3 separate regions of the Homo sapiens genome follow, and regions 1 and 3 are each linked to region 2. A link is a loop called in an ENCODE intact Hi-C map of the cell type or tissue named here. Cell type or tissue: heart right ventricle. All regions are shown on one strand.

Region 1 (2,500 bases), 110 kb before region 2:
CCAGTCCCGAAGCATCGCCAGAGCCATCGCAGAGGACTTGAGGGAGGGAGCCTGATCAATCAGGAATGTGTGCTGACTGTTGCAGTCTCCGACACAGCCTGTGAGTGCAAAGAGAGAAGCTTGTTTGTGCCAAACACTCACTCCCACCACTCATCTGCCCCTACGTGTGTGGGGGTGAGGGGGCAGGGCTGGAGTTCCTCTGCCTCCTTGTTTTGTCGCTTTGATTTTAGTGAAATTTTGATGGCAAAATTAAATTTATTTGCAAGATACAGGGCTAGTCACATTTTCTATGCTACTTGGTGCCATTTGTAGTAAGTTACTTTTTTTCCCCCACAAAGGAATTGGGAAGCTTATCTCAGTTTTCAAAACTTTTGATAAAAACTTGTTCACAATATTCCCTCTTTATCTTTTTAATGTCTATATGATCTGTAGTAATATCCTGTCCTTCATTCCTGATATTGATTAGTGTTCATTCTCTCTTGTGTGTTGTGTGTGTGTGTGTGTGTGTGTGTGTTGTTTTTTGTTTGTTTGTTTGTTTTTTGAGACAGGGTCTCACTCTGTCACCCAGGCTGGAGTGCAGCAGCTTGATCTCGGCTCAGTGCAGCCTCGACCCCCTGAGCTCAAGCGATCCTCCCACCTCAGCCTCCTGAGTAGCTGGGACTACCGGCACATGCTAACACACGTGGTTAAATTTTTTGTACTTTTTGTAGAGAAGGGGTCTCACTATGTTGCCTAGGCTGGCCTTGAACTCCTGGGCTCAGGCAATCCTCCCGCCTCAGCCTCTCAAAGTGCTGGGATTACAGGCATAAACCACTGTGCCTAGCCCCCTCTCATCTTAATTAGTCTTGCTAGGGTTCATTAATTTTGGTACTCTTTAAAAAGCCTAATATCGGGGTTTACTGATTGTCCTTTTTATCTCTGTTATTTCTTTATTTGACTCATTCTGTGTTTACTTTTGCTCTTTTTCGAGCTTCTTTAAATGGACTGTTCGGCCATTGATTTTATGTTCTTTTTTTCTGTTATGAGCACTGAAAGCAAGAAATTTTCCTCTGACCACTTCCTTCCTTCCAAATGGCTAGTAATTTGGGTAAGTTGAATGTTTTGTGCAGTTTGAAATATCTTGTAAGTTCCTTGGTGATTTCATCTTTGACCCATGGATTTCAAAATATCTAGACATATGTTATTGTTATTAATTTCAAATAAAATTCCACTGTGATCAGAGAACTTATGAAAACGTGCGATCCTTTTCAGTTTCTGAAGATTTTTAAATGGCTCGACATATGGTCTATCTAAGTGAATGTACAATTTGCCCTTGTCATGAATCCGTATTTTCTACAGAGGCCAAGGTCTGCCCCCTCCAACCACTGCAACTCCTGTCGCCATTCCCCACGAAGAGGCGACCTGAAGCCTTTCCAATTCCACCTGTAGGGGGCCAGGCTCCTCACGGCACTGCCACGCCGACAGCCTCCAGGGGGCGCTCACCGTCGCCTGTACCACTGGCCGCCAGGCAGCCTCCGGCTCCGCACCCCGTGCACCCTTAGGCATTGGCCCTCCTTCCAGCCCATCCCCCACCGCACACCGGGGACAGTCCCTTCCTGCCCCCAACGTGCCCTTCCACACTGGGCGCCCCCTAAACCCAGCTGGCAGCACTCCAGTCTAGCCCCGGGCAGCAGGGCGTCCCACGTGCTTAGACATGAGCCTCCCTCTGTGGCCTCCCCACAGCCAGGGGCCCGACAATCCCGCCCTCCACCCCCAAGTCAGGAGCCCCCATAGCCCACAGAGGCAGGGCACCCTCCGCTCTGGTCGGCCCTCCACCGGGCTTAGGAATCACCTCTGCCCTCACCCACCCAGCCCTAGGACCTGACCACGGCACCCGCCAGGGGCCGTCCCCTCTCGCGCCTCAGACCCAGGCTGGGCCGCCCTCCGTCCCGCCCCACGCTTGGAGCCCGCCAGCCTGCTCTCCCACGTGGCGCTCCACAGCCCCCTTGCCCTCCCACCCCAGGGAGCCCCCTCCCGACCCCCAGCCCCACAGCCGGAAGCCCTCGACACCCCCTCACCCCAGCACTGGGCGAGTCACCCTCCCTCTTGCCTCTTCTACCCCGCGTGCTTGGCGACCCTCTCCGCCCAGGGACCCAGGGGTCCTCCTCTGGCCACCCCGCACTGAGGAACCCCTCCCCTCAGCCCTCCTTCCAACCGCCCTCCCGAGGGGGCCTTCCTTGGCGGGAAGCCCACCGTGACAGCCACGCCGCACCTAAACCGGGCCAGGCGGGACCGCCGCCCCCCAGCTCCGCAGCCGGCTCCTCACGGCCTGCCACACCGCCTGCCCCCCCCCCACACCCCGGGAACCTCCTGGGCCGCCATCCTGAGCTCCGGCAACACCTCCTGGGCCTGGGTCCTGGCAAACCCCCGCGGTCTACTCACTTTCTCAAACTCTGGGCAATTCCGGGTCTCTCAGTGGGAAGTCAGATATCTGGGTCTCTCCGAAGGGTCTGAAGAGATC
Region 2 (2,500 bases):
TGCAGGCGATCACCACGGCTAAAGAGAAGACTGGGCCAGAGGGGCCGGGTGGCTTCCGGGAGCCCCATCTTCATCTCTGGCACTCCTCCCTTTCCTCTTGCTGCCCCTGGAGCTAGCAGTCCTGGGGCTAGCAGTCCTGAACAGCTAGGAGTTTGCAATTAGCCCGGTAAATTAGCAGAACTGCTTTCAGGAGACGGGAGCAGCCGGCAGGTAGCAGGGCCCACCACACTGGCCCGGAAGTGACAGGACCCAGGGCTGTGCAGGGACCACCAGGCTCCCGGGCTAATGAGGTCTCTCCCCTAGAGATGGGCGGGAACCCACTGGAGAACAGTGGCTTTGAACCTGGAGCCTTCGATGGCCTGAAGCTCAACTACCTGCGCATCTCAGAGGCCAAGCTGACTGGCATCCCCAAAGGTAGGAAGCCCACTCTTCCTGCACGCCTGCCTGCCTCACCCCCAACAGCACAGATGGCCAGGGTGGGGGCTCTGGATGGGCCCGATCTACTCAGGGAAAGGCTCAACAGTCCCCTCCCGCCACCTGGGGCAGAGCTAGGGCCCCTGCCCTCAGCACCTGCATTCTCCCCTGTGCCCTCTTCTCCTGGCAGACCTCCCTGAGACCCTGAATGAACTCCACCTAGACCACAACAAAATCCAGGCCATCGAACTGGAGGACCTGCTTCGCTACTCCAAGCTGTACAGGTGAGGCCAGCAGGGCACCGCCCAAGGGTGATGCCAGAGTCCCTCAGTGCTGTGTGGCCCCTCGCGCCCAGCCCCCCATCCTTACCTCCAGCCTTTGAGTCCGTGTCATTCTCCCGCTCACAGGCTGGGCCTAGGCCACAACCAGATCAGGATGATCGAGAACGGGAGCCTGAGCTTCCTGCCCACCCTCCGGGAGCTCCACTTGGACAACAACAAGTTGGCCAGGGTGCCCTCAGGGCTCCCAGACCTCAAGCTCCTCCAGGTGAGAGCTGGGCATGCACAGCCAGGTTCCCTAAGGCTGGGCTGGGGGAGGCGTGTGTGTCCCCGGGCAGTCCCTCAGTCCCCTGGCCCTCCTTCCCGACCGGCTCTGGGCATCTGCAAGGGAGCGGTCCTGATGCTCCCAGCTGGTGCTGAGGAGGCAGGGAGCAGGGGCTCCATGGTGGATACCGAGCAAGGCAGCCTGGTAGCTCTTGGACCCGAGGGTCTCCAGGTGGGTCGGACACCAGAAAGATGTGGCAGAGTCCAGGGAGTCGAGAAACTGTGGGCGTGGGAGTGCACAGATCTGTGCCAAGACAGTGACCGCCCAGGGCAGGAAGTAGGCTGACGAGGGGGAGCAGGGTCTTGCCTGGGATTCTATCGGGAGCTTCCATCCCTGGCCTGGCCCGCAACCAGGTGGGTGATCTTGGTCTTGCCCAGCCCTGCTCCATCCACAAGTGTTTGGAGCACCCCCATCCGCACCAGCTGCGAGCCAGCACCGCGCAGGCCATGCCCATGCTGGGCCGAGTGCGCCCTCTAGTGGCCATTGTCATGTTCACCAGCACTGGGCTCCCAGCCCAACCCAGCAGGCGCCTCGCCTGCCCACCTCCGCTCCTCCCAGAGACAGCAAGACGGTGGCTCCAGAGAGTTGGAGGGGCTGCTAGAGGGCGAGCTCCTCTGCTGACTGGAAGAAAGAGGAGGGCATCCCAAGGGCTCTTTCTCCTCTCATGCCCCATGGAGTGTGAGGGTGCTCCCCCGAGGCTCAGGCCACCTTTCCTCCACCTCACACCACCAAACACACCTCTACCCCAGCCCCGCCCCCACATGTCCTCAACCTGACCCACCTGAGACCCTCATCCTTGTCCCTGGTCACATCCAGTGCCTTAATCCTGGCTGACACCCACACAAATAACACGCCCATGCCTTGGTTTGCTCCTCCCAACAACGGGGAGCCTCTGGTGTGGCCCTTGAAGTAGGGTGCAGAGGCAACAGCAAAATGCCTCCTGGAGGCAGCGGGCTTGGCGTGGAGGGAGGGAGGCCTGCCGTGACCCGGCCTCTCTGCCTTCAGGTGGTCTATCTGCACTCCAACAACATCACCAAAGTGGGTGTCAACGACTTCTGTCCCATGGGCTTCGGGGTGAAGCGGGCCTACTACAACGGCATCAGCCTCTTCAACAACCCCGTGCCCTACTGGGAGGTGCAGCCGGCCACTTTCCGCTGCGTCACTGACCGCCTGGCCATCCAGTTTGGCAACTACAAAAAGTAGAGGCAGCTGCAGCCACCGCGGGGCCTCAGTGGGGGTCTCTGGGGAACACAGCCAGACATCCTGATGGGGAGGCAGAGCCAGGAAGCTAAGCCAGGGCCCAGCTGCGTCCAACCCAGCCCCCCACCTCGGGTCCCTGACCCCAGCTCGATGCCCCATCACCGCCTCTCCCTGGCTCCCAAGGGTGCAGGTGGGCGCAAGGCCCGGCCCCCATCACATGTTCCCTTGGCCTCAGAGCTGCCCCTGCTCTCCCACCACAGCCACCCAGAGGCACCCCATGAAG
Region 3 (2,500 bases), 52 kb before region 2:
CTCAAAGTGGTTCATCCTCCTCTGCTTCCCAAAGTGCTGGGATTACAGGCATGAGCCACCGCGCCTGGCCCAAGTTACATTTTTAATTGTCAAATACTATTCCATTCAGGCATTTGTTATCATTTGCTTCACATTTTCTATTACTGAGTTATCTCAATTTTCTACGATGAGCGTTTTCATTTGATAATCCGCTGAAAGCATTTTTTCAAGTGAAGGAAAACATGCATTAGAAAATGAAAAACAAAAGAAGGGGCCGGTCCCCAAATGCTCCTCCAGGGCTAGTGGAGCACAGAAAAGGAAGCCTGTGCGTGGGGCAGCCCCAGGCAGAGGGCCAGGTGGGCAGCCACGTACCTAGACTCATGACGGAGCTGCTGCCACCCCAGCAGATCTGCTCGCCTTGCTGCTTCTTCACGGTCTCCACGGCCTTCGCAGAGGTGTCAGCAACTGCCATGACCACTTGCAGCAGCTGGGGAGGGAGGGAGGGAGGGAGGGAGGGAGGGAGGGAGCGAGCAGGCACTAAATGCCGCTGGTCTCACGTAGCGACGGCATCTCCTGCTTCCCACCCCCACTCACACTGATCAGGTGGCATTCACCTGAAAGACAGCCAAGGGTGAGGGACAGAACTCCCAGCGGGGAAGTCACCAATCAGAGTTCTCGGACCTAAGTCCCCTCTTCCTGGCCCAGTGGGGATGCCACACTCTCATGTCGCTCTGGCAACCCTCGATGCCTAGGGACATGCCAGCCAGCACTGCGTGTCCTCCCAGCCCCAGCAATTGGCAAGGGGGGAAAATAAATGTCCCAAGAAAAATGGACAGGAGAGGGCTGTGGCCTCACCATCCCTGATCGAGGGGTCTCACAGGACCAGCCAGTCAGAGGTTGGAAGGCTCGGAGCCTCTCGCTTAGAAAACCAAAATGAACATCACGGAATCCTTGAGCCAAGGGCAGAGTTGCGCACGTGGGAACTGTAGTCATCGTAACTAAAGCCGGCTTTTTAGGTTGGCCTCTGGGGATCTCACATGTGGAACAACGAAACAAGCAAACATTGACGAGCCCACTTCCTCTCATCCTGTCTGAGCAGGCTCATGGGCAGACAGGCAGGCATTTGTCTGCCTGTCTGGCACAGTTCTTGGTCATCCACAAGAATGAATGGACCTTGCTATTTTGGAGCGTAACGTGACAACAGTGCGGCCAACACAGGAACAGCACCTGGAGGCTGGGACACGCAGGACCCCACACCGGATCTGGGCCTAGCTAGTGCCTGCTAAGGTGGGCAGGTCCAAGGACCAGAAGCAGCACCTCCCCAGCCCACTGAGGGGCCCAGAGCCCTGCCACGCCACTGGCCAGCAGGGAGCCCAGCCCAGCCCCTCCCAGCCCCTGGTCCTGCCCTGTGGTCCCTTGTCAGGGGCTGCTGAGGCCCCTGAGCCCAAGCAGGATATAAGCTCTCAGTCTGAGTGAACAGGGGAGGGGGCGGTTAGAGGGGAGGGGAAGGGCACCCTTACTTGGCTGTAGGAAGTCAGATTCTGGTGCGTGGCCTGGATGATGGGGCCGCACGGGTGGAGGTCAGGGCCTGGGCGCTGGCAGCACTCGCCCAGCTCGTCGTCGTAGACTTGGAGAAAAGCCAAGATTAGCTGGTGGAAGTCGGAAGTGACCAGACGCAGCTTCTGGTCTAGGGTGCTGATGTCGGCTGCGCCCGCAGCAGCCCCTTGCTCATGCTGTGCAAAGTACTGCAAAGCCAGAGGCAGAGTCCCTTGAGGCTGCCCTGCCCACCAGCCAGGCTGCCACCGGCCCTCACCTCAGACACTGCACACCCAGGGCGAGGAAGAAAGCTTTCAGAAACAGGGACACAGGGGAGCTGTACCGAGCGACTCAGGCCAGAGCAAGACCTTCTGGCTCCCAGCCTCAGCCCCCTCACTCACTCTCCTGTGGGCCCCGGTCTCCTCCGCAATCAAACAGAGGCCAGGCCAAGGGCTGCCAGGAGGACCACGTGCGGCAAGGCACATGGCAATGTGCTCAGGCGTGGGCACCACCCAATACCTGAGGCTGATCCCTTCCCCCAGCCACGGGACCCACCTCTCACCTCCCCGCGGACTGAGCACCACAGTATTCTAGAACATGTCAGGCCCGGTGCACAGGCAACCTCGCCTAAGCCTCACGTGCTGAGGGAGGTGACAAAGCAGGGCCTTGCCTCCAAGCAACCCCCTCCCAGGAGCTAGCACCCTCACCTCCGTTCTAAGCGCGTGCAACTTGGCAGCACTCTCCTGCAGCTGCCTGGCAAGCTCCGCCAGCTTCTCCTCCTCCTCGGACTTGGCAGAGGCACTGGCCCTGCAGGGAGAGAAAGGGAACACTTGCAACTCACCGCTGCCAGGGGTGTCTGCAGTAACAGAACCAAGCAGCCTGGGGCTGGGACAGGAGGCCAGGGTGCTGCCACTGAGGCCTCCAGGAGCACGTACCACTGCCAGTCATCACTCTGCTTGTTGAGGAGGGGCTGCATGTCCAGGGG

What was found. A loop is a pair of places that touch in the nucleus more often than their neighbours do. Peaks named below come from ENCODE experiments on the same cell type or tissue, not always from the same donor. Only the 100,000 strongest peaks of a DNase experiment are listed, where the experiment ranks them.
Region 1: a loop joins it to region 2, with 2.9 times the contacts of the local background. A loop is called at or near these places in 3 of 110 quality-filtered maps.
Region 3: a loop joins it to region 2, with 2.2 times the contacts of the local background. A loop is called at or near these places in 30 of 110 quality-filtered maps.

What each region holds. Positions count from the first base shown.
Region 1 is chrX:153,398,823-153,401,322 of GRCh38, forward strand. PNMA6E (PNMA family member 6E) reads right to left here. Exons shown (of 2, transcript NM_001367770.1): 1 at 2,422-2,500; 2 at 1-98. The coding sequence starts at 27. Among named protein-coding and RNA genes, the nearest start is that of PNMA6E, 1.3 kb to the right of the region's middle. In heart right ventricle, a CTCF peak has its summit at 1,459 (motif pointing right); no DNase peak of the experiment used is centred here.
Region 2 is chrX:153,506,226-153,508,725 of GRCh38, forward strand. BGN (biglycan) reads left to right here. Exons shown (of 8, transcript NM_001711.6): 5 at 304-414; 6 at 605-698; 7 at 822-960; 8 at 2,023-2,500. The coding sequence ends at 2,220. Among named protein-coding and RNA genes, the nearest start is that of ATP2B3, 10 kb to the right of the region's middle. RefSeq lists enhancers at 1,213-1,312, 1,393-1,442. In heart right ventricle, a CTCF peak has its summit at 1,494 (motif pointing left); a DNase peak (open chromatin) is centred at 1,486; H3K27ac peaks cover 492 bases.
Region 3 is chrX:153,454,043-153,456,542 of GRCh38, forward strand. HAUS7 (HAUS augmin like complex subunit 7) reads right to left here. Exons shown (of 10, transcript NM_001385482.1): 6 at 2,451-2,500; 7 at 2,223-2,322; 8 at 1,500-1,724; 9 at 352-466. Among named protein-coding and RNA genes, the nearest start is that of TREX2, 9.2 kb to the left of the region's middle. In heart right ventricle, no CTCF peak of the experiment used is centred here; no DNase peak of the experiment used is centred here.